Linked DNA regions of Homo sapiens: region 1 is linked to region 2. Evidence: chromatin contacts called from ENCODE Hi-C or POLR2A ChIA-PET data. All regions are on one chromosome and are shown on one strand. Each heading gives the region's core, a stretch centred on a gene start or an enhancer-like site at or near the end of the contact. The rest is flanking DNA. Distances are from core to core; before and after follow the strand shown.

What was found. A loop is a pair of places that touch in the nucleus more often than their neighbours do. ChIA-PET counts read pairs that join two places held with the same protein, here RNA polymerase II (POLR2A). Pooled maps may share reads with other maps.
Region 1: a pooled map shows a loop between it and region 2 (3-fold over the local background). The contact joins the promoter of ADCY6-DT here to the promoter of KMT2D in region 2. A Hi-C loop is called at or near these places in 1 of 50 pooled maps. POLR2A ChIA-PET finds 5 or more read pairs at or near these places in 3 of 52 experiments (OCI-LY7, activated B cell and activated CD4-positive, alpha-beta T cell).

The regions. Positions count from the first base shown.
Region 1 is chr12:48,787,841-48,790,540 of GRCh38, forward strand. ADCY6-DT (ADCY6 divergent transcript) reads left to right here and starts at 1,307. Exons shown (of 3, transcript NR_110019.1): 1 at 1,307-1,387; 2 at 2,145-2,279; 3 at 2,473-2,695. ADCY6 (adenylate cyclase 6) reads right to left here and starts at 1,249. Exons shown (of 22, transcript NM_015270.5): 1 at 1,066-1,249. RefSeq lists an enhancer at 1-196.
Region 2 is chr12:49,059,418-49,062,195 of GRCh38, forward strand. KMT2D (lysine methyltransferase 2D) reads right to left here and starts at 1,377. Exons shown (of 55, transcript NM_003482.4): 1 at 196-1,377. RefSeq lists silencers at 69-363, 525-1,144 and an enhancer at 1,195-1,444.

The DNA of each region.
Region 1 (2,700 bases), core at 57-2,556, 270 kb before region 2:
GTCCCTCCCAAACCCTGATCAGGCTGAGACCAGAGTTTGGAACCAGCCAAGGCCAAGGCCCAGCCCTAAGGATGGCTCTGCCCACTGCCTTGCCAAGCCTTCCTGGCCACCTCCTGTCTATCCCATCCCCAGGGCCCATCTGCCCCTGCCCTCCTTGGCAAAAGGAGGCTCCAGGGGATTAAAAACGACTTCAGAAAGTTCATGGTAAGAGGCACTGCCCAGGCGGGGCCCAGCAGTGCCAGCACCACCCACCATACTCGGACATGGGCCTCAATTCTTCAATTCTGGGCCTTTCCAGATGTAGAGGAGCCTACCCAGGGCCTGTATCTGTCGGTCCAGTGCCCGCTGCCGCCTTCTCCCATCCCCAGTCCTCACTCTCCCTAAAGATTACAGAGGGCTCCCACATCACCCTTTACTATGCAACCCCCACCAGGTCCCTCCAGCTCACAGGGGTAATCTGGTAAGGAGAGGATATGGGCAAAGAGGCTCCCACGCCTGATTCCACCTCTAGCCTTTCAGTCGAGCCCCAGAGTCTGCTTTGAATAAAGTCAGCTCCCCTGCCCACCCTGCGGCAGGCCTTGGGGGATGTGGGGAGCCGACCCCACCCCTTTCATTCCCAAGGTTTTGGGTGAGGGGAAGGAGAGGGACTCCCGCAGACAGAGGGCATCCCTCCCTCTGCCCAGGCCGGTTCCTCTCCCCTAAATGGAATCTCCCCCAAACTCGGAGACACCCCACAGCCCCGCAGCAAAAAACTCAGGCCAGCCCCTCCCCCAGTACGTGCCAGATCCTCCTGGCCTCCGGGCCAGCCTGGAACTCGCCCCGTGGAGGGAGGCAGGCGGCGGGCGACGGGGGTGGCGAGCGCCGGACCTAGGAGTCCTCGATCCCACTGCCTCCATGACTTCCCTTTGCCAACCCCAACTCCCTCGGGCAACACTGCCGAGACGACCCGTCCAAGGCTTCGGCGCCCCCACCCACAAACTCTTGTCGAGAGCCGCTCGGGTGCGTTCCAATCCTGGCGCACCGGGAGCCCGAGCGGCCACTTCCCCTAGCCCTCAGCGCGCTCACCTGCCGGCCCGGCTCCGCGCCTGCCCTGGGCCCCCGCCCCGCCGCCCCCGCGGGCTCCGGCCGGCCGGCCGGCCGTCCCGCGGTCCTCCGAGCCCGCGCGTCCTGGCCGTCCCGCCCGCCGTCCGCCGTCCGCCGTCCGCCCGGCCCTCGCCCCCTCCCGAGCTGTCCAGCGCAGCCGCCCTCTACCCCGGATCCAGAAGTCCCCTCCCCGCTGGCTCCCGGACTCCCCGCCTTAAAGGCACAAGCTCCTTTTGTCTGGGCATCCCCCTCCCCCTCCCCAGAAGTGGGGGCCGAGTTGCCCACTCCCCTTCCTAGCAGCGGGGTAGGGGCGGAGGAGGCCAAATAATGGGACCCCTCCCTCCGCGCGCCCCCTCCTCTCCTCCGGCCGCTTCCTCCCCCAGTCCTGGGAAGACAAGCAGCTACTGTTCTGGGATCAAGACCCCGCGGGGAGGGGACCTCGCAGCCCGGTCCCCTTCCCTTCACCCCGGCCGCCTCCTCCGGCATTCCTCTCCCGCCCTCACCCCGGGGGTCCCCGAGCGCGCCCGCAAACCCACCCCTCACGGCTACATCCCCCGCCCCGCCCACCGAGGGTCGCCTTCCTTCCTGTCAGGGTCCCAGGGGTTGGGCCGGCGCCCCGCGCCCACTCTTCATCCCCAATTCCTCCCTGCCCCTGCCCCAGCCCCAGCCCCCACCTAGCCATTCCCGCCCTGCCTGTCACGGCCCTGCGCCCTCCCGCGGGAACTCAGTTTAATAATTAATTAAGCTCTCATTCCACAAGGCGCCAGGTGTGTGCGGCCTGCTTGCCCGCACACCACTTCTTTCCTCTTCCCCCCAGTCTCTGGGGCAGCGGCCCCGAGGCGAACCTCGGGGCCCAGTGGAGGGACCCAGGGAAGGGGCACTCTCCCTGCCGCCCCCACAACCCCCCGCCCTACTCTCTGGGAGCCCCTCCCCCGCACCTGCCAACTTGCAGCCTCACCCCCAGGCATCTTTTACCCAAAGGGCTGTGCTTCTCTGCTGGGGGTTGGAGGGGCTACTGGGGTGCATTGCTAAGTGCACGAACTGAGAAACTGGGTCTTTAGTTATTTCCAGCACGGAGCAGCTGCCCAAGTTACCTGGGAGATGGGAAAATCGTGTGAAAGCTGGTTAACCCTTTGAGGATTAGAGTAATGGTGGAAGCAGAAAGGAGAAGGAGTTTCACTCCAGGATGTACGTAGGTGAGTGTGACTTTAGAGGGGGTGCCATTCTGGAGCTGGGAAGAAGGCAGCCTGCCTGGCTTCCTTTTGAGGCCCCCTCTCCATTCCCTCAGTCAGACCTCTAGCTCCTCCTTCCAATTCAGCCCTTCCCCAAGCAGCCTATTCCCCACCCAAGATCCCAAGACCTAGGTATCTGAAGATGCTTCCTCCTCAGGACCAGCCCTCCCTGCAGTCCTGTCCTTCAAGACTCAAGTCTTGTCCACTCCAAATCACCACTGGGATTCCTAAGTCCAGGACAGAGCTTCAGGCAAGGAAAAGAAGAGTTGGGAAAGCCAGTTTCCAACATTTATCAGCCACGTGTACCTGCAAACTATATACCTTGGGTAAATCATCAATCTCTTGAAATGGGAATAAAACCATCTGCCTTGTCTTTCTTACAGGG
Region 2 (2,778 bases), core at 127-2,626:
ACACCCCAAGACACCAGGCCTCAGTTCTGCCCTGGTGACTGGCTCAGGTTCCCTTGACAGACCCTGCCAAAGGAACGCTCCCCAGCTCTGGCACCCCCTTCTCCAACCTAAAGGCCAGCTCCGGCTAAGATAGTCCATCTGGCTGTGCCCCCAGTCCAACCCTTTCTGGGCCCTGGCCGGGCGGACTTCACTCACCTCTTCACAGGGCGATCCAGAAATCCTCATCCGAGAACATGGCCAGAGCCCGGGCCGCTCCCCGACCTCCAACCGCCAGAGCGATCACAGCCGCCCCCCGCACGGGGGGGCTTAGGGGGGCCAAGAACGGTAAATCCAGGTCGGAGTGGCCACCCTCCCCCCACAAAAAAACAGCAAGAAGCCAAAGAGGGGTTCTCTGCCTCAGGTTCCAGCAGTTTAGGTTTCCATGGACAGCCCCAGGGCGGCGAATCCCGAGCGGACACAAAGAGAGCACCGGTGGCTTTGATCTTGGGCGAGCAGGCTCCGCATCCGCGTCGCCGGGCGGCCTCTCAGTCCTAGGGCCCGGCCAGCGCCCCGGCCGCCCGCGCCGGGCTCGGGCGGAACGTCGAGGCTCTCCAGATGGAACGTCGAGGCGCCTCCCCAGCAGCCCGGAAGGAATGCCGCGCCGCCCCGCGCCTGGCCCGGATGGAACGTGAGACCCTCGCAGGAGCGCCGAGCCCCTCTCCCCGCCCCGGCCGGCGCCCGGGGCCGCGCGAGCTACGGCGACGCGGGGCCGGCGGGGCCGCGGGGCTGAACCTGACACACACCCAGCGCCGGGCTTCTCGACCCCGAGCGCTCACCCTCGGCGGCTTCGAGCCCCCCACCTTCTGCTCCCCCCGGGGAAGGGAGGAGGCTAGGTAGGCGAGGAAAAGGAAGGGGCGGGCGGTGCGAGCCCTCTGCCCGCTCCCCTCCGGCCGCTCCAGGCCCTGCGCTCGCCTCCCTTCCCCTCTGGCCTCGGGAGCTGCCCCGCCCCCGGCCTGGCCGGCTCTGGTCGGTGGCACCCCCTCGACCCCCGGCTGACTGTGATCGCAGGCGGCCTAGAGGTGCATGGCCCAACCCCGGCTCCCGGCACCGGGGGGTCAGGAAACTGAGCGGAAAGTGGGGAACGAGGCAGCCATTTGCAACCGGAGAGGAAAGTAGTGCAGCGCGGCGCCGCTCCGCCTCCCCCCCTCCGCCTCCTGTTCGGCCGGTAGGGTGGTTCCTGCGAAGGGGCTATTTCCTGGCCCAAGAGCTGGGCAGCGGTCGTGAAGATTCGTGAAGCCTTCGGCGCTAGATCCGGGGGGGCCTTTTGCCCGGGGCACCCCACTCGAGAGGGGGAGAAAGGAGAAGAGGCGGCCCTATTTTGTGTTGGAGCGGAGCGGCGGAGGGATCCCGCCCTCTCGGAGGAAAGGCTGTGACTCTGCAGTTCTACGCACACGCTGCGGGATCCTTCCGCTCCGGGTTAACCCCGACCGCGCCGGGCCGGCAGCAGGGCAGACACGTGGGAACGAAGCCCCCCTCCTCTCCGCCGCGGCCCTGGAGCCGCCTCATTTACCGCCCAGGCCGCGAAACTAGGACTCTGGCCGCTGTCTAATTCCATACCCTTGCAGTCGTTGGTCCCTGAAGTTCCAACTGCCCCTTGCTTTGGCCAGGGGCAGTCTTTCCCGGGAGGGGGATGGAAGAAGAGCCAGGAGATTGGCCGCTGCTCAGCATCCTGGGAACTGGAGTCCGCAAATGGAGAAAGTGAGGTACGGCGCCTGGCGCTGCAGAGGGTGGACTCTTGCCACGTTTGGGGACCCGAAGAAAACTGGACGAGTCCCTAGTCGTTCCTCCTGACTCCCAGTCCCCCGTGTGAGGAAGGACTGTCGGTGCCCACACAGTCACTATACACACCTCCCCATCGAAACATAAAGGTAGAGCCTCCCTTTTCAGGGTGCCCCCACTCCCACCTCCAGTCCTTCCAGATATTCAGTACCCGTGTCCCTTTTTTAGTAAACTGAGGTAGCCTCGCTGCTACCTGGCCGGAGTACTGTCCTGGACAAGATCGCAAAACATACTCTTTGCAGGCACCACCCCCCCACCATAAGTCTGGATGAGAAAACATTGGAATGCCTCTTCTGCATCAACGCACACATGGGGTGGACAAAAGGAGACAAATTAACTATGTCCAGATACTTTATATATTCTTAGTTATTCCTCGCCTTCATTATGAGTTACATGGAATTATCTCCATATTACAGATGAAGATTAAGGCTACAATAGGTAAAATTGCCCACAGAACTACATCTAGTGAGAAGTTGAGCCATTATTCAAACCAAAGGCCACGTTTTTCCTAGGATTACAAATAATTATACTACGTTTTTTTAAAAGAAGATGTGGAGAAAGAGGCAGGCAGATTCGATCCAATGCCAGCTTTGTGAGGAAAGGGTTTACGATGCTGTCCAAGAGAACTTTTTTTATTTTTTGAGACAGAGTCTCGCACTGTCGTCCGGGTTGGAGTTCAGTGGTGCGATCTCGGCTCACTGCAACCTCCGCCTCCCTGGTTCACGCGATTCTCCTGCCTCAGCCTCCCTAGTAGCCGGGATTACAGGCGCACACCACCAGACCCGGCTACTTTTTTGTATTTTTAGTAGAGACAGGGTTTCACTATGTTGGCCAGCCTGGTCTCGAACTCCTGACCTCGTGATCCGCTCGCCCTGGTCTCCCAAAGTACTGGGATTACAGGCATGCGCCACCGCGCCCGGTCCCAACAGAACTTTTCTACAGTGATGGAAATGGACTAAA